5 separate regions of the Homo sapiens genome follow, and all the other regions are linked to region 1. Evidence: chromatin contacts called from ENCODE Hi-C or POLR2A ChIA-PET data. All regions are on one chromosome and are shown on one strand. The core of a region is the stretch at or near the end of the contact, and the rest is flanking DNA. Distances in the headings are between cores, read along the strand shown.

Region 1 (2,769 bases), core at 168-2,667:
GGAGCACACTGGCGCAAATCTCGGCTCACTGCAACTTCTGCCTCTCGGGCTCCAGTGATTCTCGTGCCTCAGCCTCCCGATCCGCTGGGACTACAGGGGCGCGCCACCATGCCCGGCTAATTTTTATTTTTTGTATTTTTGGTAGAGAAAAGGTTTCGCCATGTTGCCCAGGCTGGTCTCCAACTCCTGAGTTCAAGCGATCCGCCTGCCTCAGCATCCGAAAGTGCTGGGATTACAGATGTGAGCCACCACGCCAGGCCAAATTAGTATTATTCTTTTAAGAACCGAAGAAGGCTCAGGTTGAAAATTTTTAATTAAAAAAAAAAAAGAAAAAAGGTTTCCTTGTTTTTAAATATTTTAATGGAAACATATGAGTCAGATTTCAAAAAGTAGGCTAACGGTGTTTAAATACTGTGCCAGTGTATTTGAGAAGCTGAATGAAAACAAAAGTACCTATATTTTAAAAATAAATACAATACAAATAAGGAAAAGTTCATTCTACGATTTCAATTTATCAATCAAGCTACATGGTAAAGAGAATCATTTCAATTGTTTTTCACCTCCACAGCAGTGTTTGAGGTTGGTAGGCTCTCCCAGGAAGCTTGGAATCTTAAGCAACTCTCAATTAGCCCTCAATTTCTCTATTTTAAATTAATCTGCTGACCTGTTGTGGGTAAACATCCATAAATTCTGCCCTGGCTGAGAAACATTTAACTTTTTCGTCTAGGATGAATGTGTGGGTGTGTGTTTGTAAGGGAGGGGTAACTCCTTTTGACCAAAGTGTTGATGGTTTTCTAAGTAAATACTTGCTATCCACAAGAATTTTTTTTTTCGTTTATGCTGCTTTTTCTCCCTTTCTGCACTATAAAGGCTGGCCTTCCAATTCCTGCCCCGACCCTTCACCGTGATCCAATCCCACAAGGTTCCCCTAATTTCTGCTCCGGGTGGCACCTGACGGCCAAAAGTGAACCCCTGCGGTTGTCGCCAGCTAGACGCGGATAGGGCGGACGACTGTCACCGGGGAGCAGGCGTGGGCCAAAGCCGAGGTGATTTCTGACTGCTCACTGGCGGGCCTCGCGTGGCTGAAGGTCTCCGAGCCCCTCGGTTCGCCCCGGCAAGCCAGAAGTGCAGCTGTCGCGGGGCAGGAAGCTAATCGCGGCCCCTGCGCCGCTTTGACAGGCCGAGTGAAGAGAAAACGGGCTCACTGCAGCTAACAGCCTCACCCCTTGGGCTAGGAAGCCACGGAAGCAAAACCTCCGCCCCGGCCTGAAAGCAACCGGGAGACCGCGGAACCACTGCCACCGACTCAGCCCTGCCCAGCAGGGGCCCGCCCAGGGGCCACTCCCCAAGGGAGGCAGCCAGTCACTCGCCCGCCCTTCCGGGCCCACTCCCGAGGGGACGGTCTCCCGCCCGCCCTCACACACAGCTAGCTCTTCAGGCCAGGCCCCCAGGGTTTCGTCCACCTCTCACCTTTGACGACGCGGTCAGCCCCGGGAGGGGGCGGCGGGGGCGGGGGTGGGGGCGGTGCAGCCCGGGCCGGCTCCGGGGCGGCCATGCTGGGCCCGGGGCTCGGCTAGGCTCTGGGCCGGGCGGGGTTGGGGGCGGGGGCGGCGGCTACCAGAGCCAAGCGGCGGCGCCGCCGGGGAACATGGCGGACCCTCTTTCCCTACAGAGGGGCTAAGACCGGCATGCACTGCGCGTGCGGGGGTGGGGGCGGGGTAGGCTCTAGGGACTTGGGCAAAATTACTGAAGCTAGGAGAGAAACAGGACGAGGCCAAGGGATCAGGTTAAAATTCTTTGCATGCAGAATGAAGAATGAGGAGGTGCTGCGATCGAACGACTGCGAGGAAACACACCCGCTCTCATGGCATTCCCAGTAAACTGAGAAGACGTGATTAAACCTCAGGATCTCCTACTAATAGAGAAATGTATAACGATTTAGCTACCAGATCTGAATACTGAAGGGTTGGTAGGGGACCAGAGAATAGAGGAAGCATTGTAGGTTCTAGAGTGGAGAAGGGACCATCCAAAATGGAGTTTGAAAGAGAATTCTGGCCTTTGTGTTTAGAGTCTGGAATTGTCAAGAGTCTGAAAGCACAGAATAAGACTGCAGCTAGAGCAATTTAGGCGCCATAGTTTGTCAAAACAGGTAAGGGGAATAAAGGGGATGACACCAAGAGATGTGCAAAGAATCTGAAGAATTCACCTGAAAAGGATACAACCTCCTCCTGGAAGGCAGAGGAGTAAATAGGGAATTGGAAATTAATTCCTTATTTCTGCACATGCACAGAATCTGGGCCCAGGTGACTTATGGAACCTTTATAGAGACCACGGTGACTGACACTCATGGGAAAGGGGGTAGAGGGGCAAGAACTGACTGTTCATCAAAAATTATTAGATGAGTGTGTCCACGACACCAGGAGATATGTTGAATCATGGACAGGGACCAGCATATCCACTAAGCTCTATATATCTTGATGGTGCAGGATCCAAGTGGGATGGAACAACCAATTCCTGCCCATCCTCCTGCTCAATAATACATGTGCTCAGAATCTGTTCATAATGCATGGTGGTAAGTAAGTAGTAGTCCGAAGGTCCAAGGAGTACCTTTCTACCTCTTCTTTGTGTCAATTTCTATCCTGAGACCCCAGGAAAAGAGGAAGGGAAAGACCCAACAATGGATTTTTTCCAAAAAGGGAACCCACAAGCTATTTTTTAGAGGGAAGAGTCTCGGGAGTGAGGCACAGGTGAAAATGGATCTTTCTGGCA
Region 2 (2,769 bases), core at 90-2,589, 1.7 Mb after region 1:
CGGCGAGGATGCCTCCGGGTCGCAGCAGCTGCAGGCAGCGCTCGTAGTAGGCGGAGCAGTTCTCCTTGTCCGCATCCACCACGGCCACGTCGAAGGTGCCGGCCTCGCCCGCCGCCAGCAGCTCGTCTTGCGGGGGGAGGGAGGGCAGGTGCGGCTGAGTCCGCGGCCCCGGCGGCCCTGAGGCCCCTCCCAGGCCGGCCCGGGCTCTGTGACAACCGGCCCTGCCCTTAACCTGCCCGGCAGGCCCAGTCACAGCTCGGCCACACAGCAGCCTCGTTTGCAATGAATGGCTTCAAAGCCCTTCCCGCTTCGGTGCTCACCCAGGGTCTCCAAGGCGGGCTTCAGCCGGAGGTCGATCTTGTGCTCCGCCTCGGCCTGCGGAGGGAGCGGGTCAGCCGTTGCGCCCCCGCCTGGGGCTGCAGAGCTAGGCGCGGGCGCTCACCTGCCTCCACAGGGGCCGTCCCAGCTCCGGGGGCTGCGCGTCCACCTCGCAGGTCACCACGCGCCCGTCCGCGGGCAGCGCCAGGGCCAGGGCCAGGGCGGAGTAGCCCGTGAAGGTGCCTGGGACCAGGACACAGACGGGCTCAGCCCAGAGTGGGGGTCGGCCCGGAAACCTCGGCCCTCCGGGATCCCGGCCGCGTGCCCCTACCCAGGTCCAGCGCCTTCTTGGCCTGGATGAGCCGCGCCAGGTTGGCCAAGAGCTGGGCCTGCTCGCAGGTCATCATAGAATCCCCCTGCGGCTGCTCCAGGGTCAGCTGCGTGAAAGGAGAGGGTGGCACCAGCCATGCAGGTCACCCACCTTCGCCCTGGGGGTCCCAAGCCCCAGGGGCGCGGTTCTGGGCGTGGCCTGGGGGACTGGCCCTTCGGAACGCCCACCGCACCCGGCCCAGGGAAGCCGGAAGCCCAGGGAGGGCCAGGGCCCAGCCCAAGGTCACACAGCCACGTGGGACCCGCAGGGGTCGAGAGGGACGCCCGTTTCCGTCCCGCGCCCTGCTGACCAGCCTCAGGCTTCGCAGCGCCGGGTGCTCCCGCATGGAGCGGCTCAGAAGATACTGCCACAGGCGGCTGTCCTCGGGGGGAAGCAGGCACTGCTCTCGCCGGCCTCGCCATGGGGGGCACCGCCTCCCTGACGGGGAGAGGGTGTTGGATTAACCTGAGCCACGCCGCGCCCTACTCTGCGCCCGCCCACCCGCCCGCCGGGACCAGGTCCTGCTCACCCAGGAAGAGGCCAGTGGCGAAGGCGGCGCCCAGTGCGGCTGAGCCCAGGGCCAGCGCGGCGGGCACGGAGAGCCGGGGCACCGGCTGGGTCATGGCGCGGGCAGGAGGCGGCGGGAGGCAGTGACAGGTCACGTGAGCTGGAGCTCCTGGGACAGGTCTCGGACTCGCGGGCCCGCCGGGCTCCACCTTGTCGGGGCACTACCCGCGGAGCCGCGGTCTCGGGCATCATCTGGCGGCCACACAGCCTTACTGCAAGCCCCGCCCGAGAGAGCCGGGCGCGATCTGGTGGCCGCGCCGGGAACTGCGCCCCTGCGGGGAGCAGGCCAAGCGCCTAGATCTGAATTTTCCCGCCTGTGCCCGCAGTCCAGGTGCCTGCCTCCATTCCCCTCCTGCCAATGCTTTTTTCTCCTCGCCACCATTTATTCTGAGGCCCCTTGGGGGCATATGTGAATTGTGTATGGAGGGCGCCAGTGTAAGTTACAAGATAGTCACAAGTACAAGAGATAGAGATTAAAGGGGGAAGGCCTCCTGGACAAGATGCCCCAAAGCATCAGGCTGAAGGAGTGAGGGAACTGGTTTGAGGGCATGCAGCCTCGAATTGGGGTTCAGGAGCCCTGGGGTGGGCCTGTGGAACTGAGACCATATTCTTAGCTGTTAAAATCCTGCTTTTGGGGGCCAGATGGATACGAGTGTCTAATCTTGGTCCTGCCAGTCTCTCTGAGCCTCAGTTTCCTTCCTGTAAAATGAGGCCTACAATCTTACCATAAAAGGCACCAGATCCCACAGCTTCGCACACAGTAGCACAATACATAAGTGGCAGCTGCTGTTATGTTGGTAGGTTGGAATGAAGACATCTTGGGGAGAAAGCCGGTGAAGCTCCCTTGCAAGGTTGTTCTGTTGAAACACTGTCCAGAGAACACTGATTGAACCCCTACCATGCGCCAAACTCCGGAGGAGGTGAAAGACGCTGACGCTGTCCTTTTTTTTTTTTTTTTTGAGACTGAGTCTCGCTCTGTCACCCAGGCTGGAGTGCAGTGGCACAATCTGGTCTCACTGCAACCTCCACCTCCTGATTCAAGCGATTCTCCTGCCTCAGACTCTGGAGTAGCTGGGACTACAGGCACGCACCCCTACACCCAACTAATTTTTGTATTTTTTGTAGAGACGGGTTTTGCTATTTTGGCCAGGCTGGTGTCAGACTCCTGGCCTCAAGTGATCTGTTTGCCTCGTCCTTCCAAAGTGCTGGGATTACAGGCCTGAGCCATTGTGCCTGGCGTTGGTGTTCTTTTTTTTTTTTTTGGCAAGGTCTCTGGCAAGGCTGAAGTGCAGTGGCAAGATTACTGCTTATTGCAGCATCGAGCTCCCAGGCTCAGCAATCCTCTTGCCTCAGCCTCCCAAGTAGCTGGGACCACAGGCGGTCACCACTGTGCCCAGCTAATTTAAAAAAAAAAATTTTTTTTTTAAAGAGAAGGGGTCTTACTATGTTGTCCAGGCTGGTCTCGAACTCCTGGCTTTAAGTGATCCTCCTGCCTCAGCCTCCCAAAGTGCTGG
Region 3 (2,769 bases), core at 161-2,660, 1.6 Mb before region 1:
CCCATGGCAAAATAACTGGACCAGAAAACCCTATATCGCCTTCAATACCTATGAGAATTAAGCTCCGATTTTTTTTAGCTTGCCCAAATTCCTATCTAAGGGGTGTAGGAATCATACCCTACAAACCATAAACTCTCATCAGATGGGTTTTATTTGACCCCATATATCGTGACTTACTTTCCAATCTGACTCTGGCATAACATTTTATAAGACAAGGAAAAAAAAATCAAAATATCTAACCCCAAAATATATTTCCTTGCCATACCTTGAAATTGCCCTGCAAAGTCTCTTGTGGGAAAAATCCACATTCTATAGAGAATCCCCTTTCCCCTATGTTTTCCTTCCTTCCTCTCCAGATCCAGGAGATAATCAACTAAGAGCCAGTCACCCTTTCATTTCCATAGAAATATTTTACAACGTGCTCGCTCTCTTAGTCGGCTACCTGAGAGCTTCCTCTGCACAATAAAACTTGGTCTCCACAATCCTTTATCTTAACTTGAATACTTTCTTTCTATTGATTCTAGGTTTTCAGATAAACTCAACCAATTATCAACTAGAAAATGTTTAAATTTACCTATGGCCTGGAAGCCCCCCGCCGCTTTGAGTTGTTTCGCCCTTCTGAACCAAACCAACGTATTTCTTAAATGTATTTGATTGATGTCTCGTGCCTCCCGAAAATATGTAAAACCCAGCTGTATCCCAACCACCTTAGGCACATGTTCTCAGGACCTCCTGAGGGCTGTGTCACGGGCCATGGTCACTCATATTTGCCTCAGAATAAATCTCAAAATATTTTTACAGAGTTTGACTCGTTTTGTCAACACCTAGAATCCAGAGTAAATACATATGCAAACGTCAATATAGATGATACACATGTGCTTCCTGCAGCTTCGCTACCCTTACAAACAGGCAACTGAAGCCAACGGCCAAAGTGTCCTGCGGGACGGGGCTCCAGCCCACCTCGATCACGTGCGCCCAGCACAGGCACAACACAGCTGCCCAAGGGGTCACCCTACAAGACTCACCCACCCCCACAGTGGGAAGCGCAGCCTGAGGGAAGGCCTCGGGGCCCCAGCCGCGCAGGAACCCACTCGAGCCCCGAAGGAGATGCTGCCCAGGGCCTGGGCCGTCCTCCCGGGGGCATTTTCGCAGCCCGCCCCCCGCAGCCCCCAGCCGCCCAGAGAAAGCCAGAGAAAGCCAGCGAACGCGCCTGCGCAGTGCGCGCGCCCCCTTGCCAACTAGGGCAGGGGGAGCAGAGGGGCCAGGCCCGGCACAGCCCATTCTGGGGCAGATGGACGCTGCGAGGCACCTCCTCCCCAGGATGAGGGTCCCAGGGCTTACCCGCGCCCAGGAGGCTGGCCAGGAGGAAGAGGGCGTACATAGCGCCGTCTGACTCCGCAGTCTGCAATGCGGAGCGTCAGCTGATCCCCCGCAGATATAAATCTGCCCTGCCCCAAAGCCGTCCAGAGCGCAGGCGCTAACCCCGCCCCATCCGGGCCTGCCCGAGCTCAACAGCGCCCTGACTCAGCGCCTCTGAGGGCGCCTGCGCGAAGGGGAGGCCAATAGGAGGGGGCAATGGGAGGGGCGAAAGGAAGGGCTATGGGGAGGAGTGAGGAAGAACTTGGAGAAAGGGAAGGGAAAGGTCATAAAAGAAAAGCCCTACTAATTGAATAGGTCAGAGATTATATATGTAAAATACCTTTTAAATCTCCACATTGTTGGCCGGCCGCGGTGGCTGACGCCTGTAATCCCAACACTTGGGAGGCCGAGGCGGGCGGAGGGTTCAAGACTAGCCTGGGCAACGTGGTGAAACCCCATCTCTACAAAAAAAAAAATACAAAAAAATTAGCCCATTGTAGTAGCGGGTTTCACATAGAATAGCTTGGGGTTTCACATAGAATAAGTAGTCGTGTAACAGGGTACAGGGCTCAGTCCTGGCCAGGGGCACGTGGGGGCAGGTGGTGGCACCTGGTCAAAGGCAAGTCTGGGCTGGGCATGCTGGCTCACTCCTGTAATCCTAACACTTTGGGAGGCCGAGGCGGGCGGATCATGAGGTCAGGAGTTCAAGACCAGCCTGGCCAATATGGTGAAACCCTGTCTCTACTAAAAATACAAAAATTAGTCAGGCGTGGTGGCGCTCGCCTGTGGTTCCAGCTATTTCAGGAGGCAGAGGCAGGAAAATTGCTTAAACCCGGGAGGTGGAGGTTGCCGTGAGTCAAGATCGCACTACTGCACTGCAGCCTGGACCACAGAGCGAGAGAGATTCCCATCACCAAAAAAAAAAAAACAAAAAACTTTTAAGCCTCACATTGTGGTACCGTTAAAGATGTAATACCATTCCTCACCCATCATAAGAGATCATAAGAGTCACAACCAACACTCCTGTAACGAGACAGCTTAAGAGAAAAGCATAACAAATTTATGTAATCAACGTTTTATGTGACATGGAAGCCTTCAGAAATTAAGACCCAAAGACCCTCTGCCTGTGGCTGCCCCTGCCAGGACCTGAACAGAGAATGATGATGACCCTCTCCAGAAGGATAAGAACCTGCCAACCGCAAGGCAGGGAAAGGAGGGGAATCTTAGCCCCTTAGGGCAGGCACTTAGAGGTCATTTACCTGTAGGGACATTGAGCCTAGGAGAGGGCAAGACGTTTATCCAAGGTCACACAACAGGTAGAGATAGAACCTGGCCCGAAGCCAGGTTTCCTGACCCAGGAAGGGCAAACCTACAGTTCCTCCAACTTCCTCCAATCTGCAATCCGCTCTG
Region 4 (2,769 bases), core at 87-2,586, 1.3 Mb after region 1:
CGCCCCAAACGGCCCAGGCGTCCCCATCCTCCCGCGGACACCAGCGTCTCCGCCCTCCCCCGAGGGCGGCGAGAGGAGCCCCCCGGGGCGGAGGCAGGTACCCCCGGGGCGGAGACTGGGGCGGGCGGGGTCCGGGCTGCGCCCCCGGCCAGGCCGGGCGGGCTGGCGGGCGGCGCGGGGGGAGCGGGGCTGGGCGGCGCTGCCTCGGGCTCTGTGCGCTGCAGCCCGGAGCCGAGGAGGAGGAGGCGGAGGAGGAGAAGGAGGCGGCGGCGGTGGGTCCCGGGCGGGGGGAGCGCGGCGCTGCGGACCCGGGCGGCTGGCAAAGGACGAGGCGGAGGCTGAGGAAGGCAGCGGGGAGACCCAGGCTGCAGCAACAAAGGGCAGCGAGCGATTGGCCGGGCTGCAGGCGAGGTTAGCCGGGGACCCGGGTGGCCGGAGGCAGCGGCGAGCGGTGCACGTGCTTGCAGACACGGGCGAGTGTGGAGCCGGGGGGTGCACGCCCGGTGGGTAGGGGCTTGCTCCCCCGAGGCATGGGATGGCGAGGAGGCTGCAGCGACATCGTTCTGCCTGCACCCGGCCTGGGGCTGGCAGGGTAGGGGTGTGTTGGGGGGGGAAGGATGCGAGCCAGGGGGCGGGCGAGTAGTCGCCCGGGACGGGACGGGACGGGAGAGAGGGTGGAGGAGGGGGCGGGATGGAACGCTCCGGGCGGCGCGCCCGTCCGCACACTCCACCGAAGGAGCTGGCGACTGAGAACCTCGAATTTTAACTTCGCGTGCCCGCCCGCGCGCGCCCGCCCGCGCCCACCCCTAAATCCTGCGGCCGCCGCCAGCGATCAGCTCTCACACAAACTTTAGCTGCGGGCTAGGGGGTTTGGGGTTGAGTGGGGGAGGGGAGAGGGAAAAGGCCTCCTGATTGGCGTCGTCTGCAGCCAATAAGGCTACGCTCCTCTGCTGCGAGTAGACCCAATCCTTTCCTAGAGGTGGAGGGGGCGGGTAGGTGGAAGTAGAGGTGGCGCGGTATCTAGGAGAGAGAAAAAGGGCTGGACCAATAGGTGCCCGGAAGAGGCGGACCCAGCGGTCTGTTGATTGGTATTGGCAGTGGACCCTCCCCCGGGGTGGTGCCGGAGGGGGGGATGATGGGTCGAGGGGTGTGTTTATGTGGAAGCGAGATGACCGGCAGGAACCTGCCCCAATGGGCTGCAGAGTGGTTAGTGAGTGGGTGACAGACAGACCCGTAGGCCAACGGGTGGCCTTAAGTGTCTTTGGTCTCCTCCAATGGAGCAGCGGCGGGGCGGGACCGCGACTCGGGTTTAATGAGACTCCATTGGGCTGTAATCAGTGTCATGTCGGATTCATGTCAACGACAACAACAGGGGGACACAAAATGGCGGCGGCTTAGCTCCTACCCCTGGCGGCGGCGGCAGCGGTGGCGGAGGCGACGGCACCTCCTCCAGGCGGCAGCCGCAGTTTCTCAGGCAGCGGCAGCGCCCCCGGCAGGCGCGGTGGCGGTGGCGCGCAGCCAGGTCTGTCACCCACCCCGCGCGTTCCCAGGGGGAGGAGACTGGGCGGGAGGGGGGAACAGACGGGGGGGGATTCAGGGGCTTGCGACGCCCCTCCCACAGGCCTCTGCGCGAGGGTCACCGCGGGGCCGCTCGGGGTCAGGCTGCCCCTGAGCGTGACGGTAGGGGGCGGGGGAAAGGGGAGGAGGGACAGGCCCCGCCCCTCGGCAGGGCTCTAGGGCAAGGGGGCGGGGCTCGAGGGCGGAGGGGGGCGGGGCGGGATCGGGTGGGGGCGGGGTTCGGGGAGTCGGAAGGCGGGGGCTGAGAGGGAATTTCTGAGTGGGAGTGAACTGGTAGGAGCGGTGGGGGGCCGGCGAGGGTGTGAGGAAGACTAGTGAGGGTTGGGTGGGAGGAGAAGCTGAAGGTGTAGAAGCAGGTGCAGAGGGAGAGTTAGGGAGGGATGCAATTTGAGAGAAGTGGAAGGCGGACCGAGGGGTGTGTGAGGGCAGGTGAGATGATACCGAAGGCGAGATTGCAGTTGTCTGGGCGCAGAGTAGGTGGGTTTGGGTGTGGTGGATGTGGAGTAGAGTTGAAGCGGTGCAGAGTGTTGGGTTTGGGGAGGCGTTGAGGGGTTTGGGGAGGCATTGAGGCGCATGTGAGGAGCAGGTACGATTGCAGTGATGGGAAAGAGGTATCTGGGTGGATCGCATGTTGGAATAAGAAGGAGGTTTGCTAGCTTTGGGGTATGAAGTATTTTTTAAAAACGTGGAAGGATGGGATGGTTGTGCTTGGGAGAGTTTCTGAAAGATGATGCTAAGACAGCAGAGCAAACTTAAATATGAAGGAAGGGGAGAGAGGCTGCTTAGAACTTGCAAAATCTGTGGCAGAAAATCTCCTGGGGACAAGGGATTGGTAGGGGTGGGACAAGGCGGCAGGTGTGAAGAAAGTGGGTGGAGCTGTACAGTAATTTTCGGTGAATGTGATTTGGTGGACTGTGCCAGGGGTGAGGATGGGGCAGAGAAAGGTGTTAGTTTGGGAGACAAGTTGTTTGATAGGCTGTATTTATTATTTTTTATAAAAATGAGAAAAGGGTCTCACTATGTTGCCCAGGCTGGTCTCGAACTCCTGGCCTCAAGTGATCTGCCCACCTCTGCCTGACTGATGGGATTACAGACGTGAGCTATGGCGACCCGTGATACGCTGGATTCATTATGTTAAACTTGATCTGGAGTCTTCAAGGGAGTGTCCGGCAGCAGGGTATCCCAGGAAGA
Region 5 (2,769 bases), core at 115-2,614, 1.2 Mb before region 1:
GCCTTGCCCCTGGTATCTGTGTGGTCACATGACCCCAACTGTCCAGTTACAGTGAAACCCGGGACATGTGTCACAATTCCCAAGGACAGAGCCTCTTTCTACTCAACTGGAACTTGGGATGATGTGCCCCTGCAGCTGCAGCAGGTGCTCATGGAGCCCAAACACTTCCCAAGACAGCAAAGGCAAAGTACAAACAAGTACAAAGACTCTGGGAAATGAGTCTTCATGACGTCGTGGTGTCGCCAGATCGAGTCATGCCTGGGGTTCTCAGTTTCCTGAGCCAGTAGATTCCCTTTTTAGCATAAATCAGTTTGAGTCAGGTTTTCTGGCATTTGCATCATTAAGAGTCTGACATTCATATGGTGAATTTTCTTTTCTTTTTTTTCTTTTTTTTTTTTTGAGATGGAGTTTCGCTCTTGTTGCCCAGGCTGGAGTGCAATGGTGCGATCTCGGCTCACCGCAACCTCTGCCTTCTCCTGGGTTCAAGCGATTCTTCTGCCTCAGCCTCCTGAGTAGCTGGGATTATAGGCATGCGCCACCATGACCGGCTACTTTTGTATTTTTAGTAGAGACGGGGTTTTTTCCATGTTGGTCAGGCTGGTCTCAAACTCCGGACCTCAGGTGATCTGCCCGCCTCGGCCTCCTAAAGTGCTGGGATTACAGGCGTGAGCCACCGCGCCCGGCCATGGGTCTGTTCTTAAATGGGGCTTCCAGAGGGAACCTCAGCCTGTTTTGAAATAACAAGGATCCAGGCACGGTGGCTCACGCCTATAATCCCAGGACTTTGGGAGGCTGAGGCGGGCGGATCACGAGGTCAGTAGTTTGAGACCAGCCTGACCAACATGGAGAAACCCCATCTCTACTAAAAATACAAAATTAGCCGGGTGTGGTGGCGCATGCCTGTAATCCCAGCTACTCAGGAGGCTGAGGCAGGAGAATTGCTTGAACCCGGGAGGCGGAGGTTGCGGTAAGCCGAGATCGCGCCATTGCACTCCAGCCTGGGAAACAAGAGCGAAACTCCATCTCAAAAAAAGAAAAGAAAAGAAGAGAAAGGACAATAAGGAGTTAGAAACACTTTCTCCCTTCCCTCCTTCCCGAGGGGCGGGCTCCATCTTCTTTATTTTTTATTTTTAGAGAAGAGGTCTCCCTATCTTGCCCAGGCTGGTCTCAAACTCCTGGTCTCAAGCGATCCTCCGGCCTCGGCCTCCCAAAGTGCTGGGTTTAAGACGTGAGCCACCGCGCCCTGCCTCCATGTTCTTTAATCTGCTGTCCCTGGCCCAGGGACCTCCGCAGATAAAGCTCGGTTTCCCCTTTCTGACGCTGTTACCAGTTTGCGGCGGTTAACCCCCCAGAGAGAGCCTGACGCAGATTTGCTGCAGGAAACCACCGAGTCTCACGGCTTGGCACGAACTCTTCCTTCCGGGCCGGCCAGGATGCCTGAGCGTGGGGGTGGGCAGGGCACCTCCTACTTCCCCCCGCAGATAACCACCAACCCGGCCACATCATTCTCACATCTGGGAACTGAGCTCACTCGAGGCTTTTCTCACGTAGCCTCCTTTGAACCTGTTTCCTCATCTGTAAAATGGGGCTAAGGATAGCATCCACCTATTTCAGGGTCGTTTTGAGGGAATCCTGGAGAGAAAACTAGGGTTTTCAGCAAAAGGATCGGCACAAAGTAGATGTTCGCCGCTCCCCTCCCTCCTTCCCGCTCCCCCGGGCAGGAAGGCTCGCGTGCGCGAGGCCACAGCGCAAGCGGGTGCAGAGCAGGATTCGAACAGGGTTCCATGCAACTCCGTGCCCAGGGTCCTACCACCGCCTGAGCTCAGCGGTCTTCAGCCAGCGGGGCCCTTCCACCCCCTTCCTTAATAGTTTTCCTCCTCCGCCTCCTGCACGGCCTCCGCCTCCGCCTGACCGTCCTCGGAAACCTCCCAGCCGCAGCCCGGCCCTCCCCAGCGGCCTGAGTGGCCTCCTCCCGCGGCGCCCCCCAGCTCCGCACCTCCCCAGCCCCGCCCGAGGCGCGCCCAGCGAGCGTGACCCCGACCCAGGGCCACGGCTGCGCCCGTAGGATCGCGGGCGCGCGGGTCTCCATGAGGGACTGGGAGAGATGCGTCACCCGCTAATCCCTCAACTGGGTCGCACCCGGTCTGCCTTGGTTGGTCCCTTCTGATGGCGGAGGCGGGACCTCGACTTGGTGGCCAATGAGGAGCCTCGTGGGGGTGCTCTCGGCTGCCATGGCAACGGAGGGGCCGCCCGCTTCCCCGCGGGGCGAGGCCGGCTCTCCCAGGACTGGCCACATTGCAGTCACGCGCTGTGGCCCCAGTCCTGTTAGCATGAGGTGGGGGTCAGAAGTTGAGGAACAACTCGGACCTAAAGCCTTGACAATTGCCAACAGTGTAGACAAGTCCCAGCATGCCCAAAATTTATAAGAGAAGGCTGCCTGGAAGAGGGACACGATGAGGAGGGTCTGCTGAAACGGACAAAGAAACCCAGTTCAGTGCAGTGGAGTGGACATGGCACGGGCAGGGCACGGAGTGGGGTCGGTGCTTAGTAAGCGGATTAGGGTTTCCAAGCCAAGACCCACCCAGGGCAGGATGGGGAACCAAGGTGAGCAGGTGCGCTGAATTGTGGGTCTCACACTGTCCTTCAGTGTCCCGCAGGAAGAGAGAGCTAAGGATCACCAGGGTCATTCCCCTGCCTCAGGCAGCCTGCACTCCACCTTAGGTACAGTCATGTCCGGTCTTCAGCATTCATTAACCTCGTATTCTTCCC

What was found. A loop is a pair of places that touch in the nucleus more often than their neighbours do. ChIA-PET counts read pairs that join two places held with the same protein, here RNA polymerase II (POLR2A). Pooled maps may share reads with other maps.
Region 2: a loop to region 1 is called in a map of B cell, with 17 times the contacts of the local background. The contact joins the promoter of COMTD1 here to the promoter of PPP3CB-AS1 in region 1. A Hi-C loop is called at or near these places in 2 of 168 maps with a recorded cell type or tissue (B cell and naive thymus-derived CD4-positive, alpha-beta T cell) and 8 of 50 pooled maps. POLR2A ChIA-PET finds 5 or more read pairs at or near these places in 2 of 52 experiments (RWPE1 and activated B cell).
Region 3: a pooled map shows a loop between it and region 1 (10-fold over the local background). The contact joins the promoter of PSAP here to the promoter of PPP3CB-AS1 in region 1. A Hi-C loop is called at or near these places in 1 of 168 maps with a recorded cell type or tissue (CD8-positive, alpha-beta T cell) and 5 of 50 pooled maps. POLR2A ChIA-PET finds 5 or more read pairs at or near these places in 1 of 52 experiments (AG04450).
Region 4: a loop to region 1 is called in a map of CD8-positive, alpha-beta T cell, with 8 times the contacts of the local background. The contact joins the promoter of KAT6B here to the promoter of PPP3CB-AS1 in region 1. A Hi-C loop is called at or near these places in 2 of 168 maps with a recorded cell type or tissue (CD8-positive, alpha-beta T cell and naive thymus-derived CD4-positive, alpha-beta T cell), 1 of 37 single-sample maps with no recorded cell type and 9 of 50 pooled maps.
Region 5: a loop to region 1 is called in a pooled map, with 6 times the contacts of the local background. The contact joins the enhancer-like site here to the promoter of PPP3CB-AS1 in region 1. A Hi-C loop is called at or near these places in 1 of 50 pooled maps. POLR2A ChIA-PET finds 5 or more read pairs at or near these places in 3 of 52 experiments (Panc1, activated T-cell and activated naive CD4-positive, alpha-beta T cell).

The regions. Positions count from the first base shown.
Region 1 is chr10:73,494,335-73,497,103 of GRCh38, forward strand. PPP3CB-AS1 (PPP3CB antisense RNA 1) reads left to right here and starts at 1,418. Exons shown (of 5, transcript NR_132104.1): 1 at 1,418-1,483; 2 at 1,808-2,149. It overlaps PPP3CB (protein phosphatase 3 catalytic subunit beta), which reads right to left and starts at 1,690. Exons shown (of 14, transcript NM_021132.4): 1 at 1,471-1,690. The coding sequence starts at 1,555. RefSeq lists enhancers at 757-1,216, 1,707-1,896 and a silencer at 1,277-1,626.
Region 2 is chr10:75,234,618-75,237,386 of GRCh38, forward strand. COMTD1 (catechol-O-methyltransferase domain containing 1) reads right to left here and starts at 1,340. Exons shown (of 7, transcript NM_144589.4): 1 at 1,218-1,340; 2 at 999-1,126; 3 at 650-755; 4 at 443-561; 5 at 321-375; 6 at 1-126. The coding sequence starts at 1,311. RefSeq lists silencers at 69-298, 459-748, 879-958, 1,119-1,258, 1,294-1,588.
Region 3 is chr10:71,849,841-71,852,609 of GRCh38, forward strand. PSAP (prosaposin) reads right to left here and starts at 1,411. Exons shown (of 14, transcript NM_002778.4): 1 at 1,342-1,411. The coding sequence starts at 1,381. RefSeq lists enhancers at 1-169, 561-1,091, 1,092-1,622.
Region 4 is chr10:74,825,264-74,828,032 of GRCh38, forward strand. KAT6B (lysine acetyltransferase 6B) reads left to right here and starts at 1,337. Exons shown (of 18, transcript NM_012330.4): 1 at 1,337-1,522. RefSeq lists enhancers at 1-415, 416-1,187 and silencers at 23-192, 303-402, 513-712, 1,403-1,802.
Region 5 is chr10:72,295,972-72,298,740 of GRCh38, forward strand. No RefSeq gene overlaps it. Among named protein-coding and RNA genes, the nearest start is that of DDIT4, 23 kb to the left of the region's middle. RefSeq lists enhancers at 1-194, 1,199-1,498, 2,150-2,769, 2,419-2,508 and a silencer at 1,859-2,128. Within about 2 kb of position 1,365, at least 39 of the 41 ENCODE cell types and tissues checked have a DNase peak (open chromatin) inside an H3K27ac peak, as active enhancers do.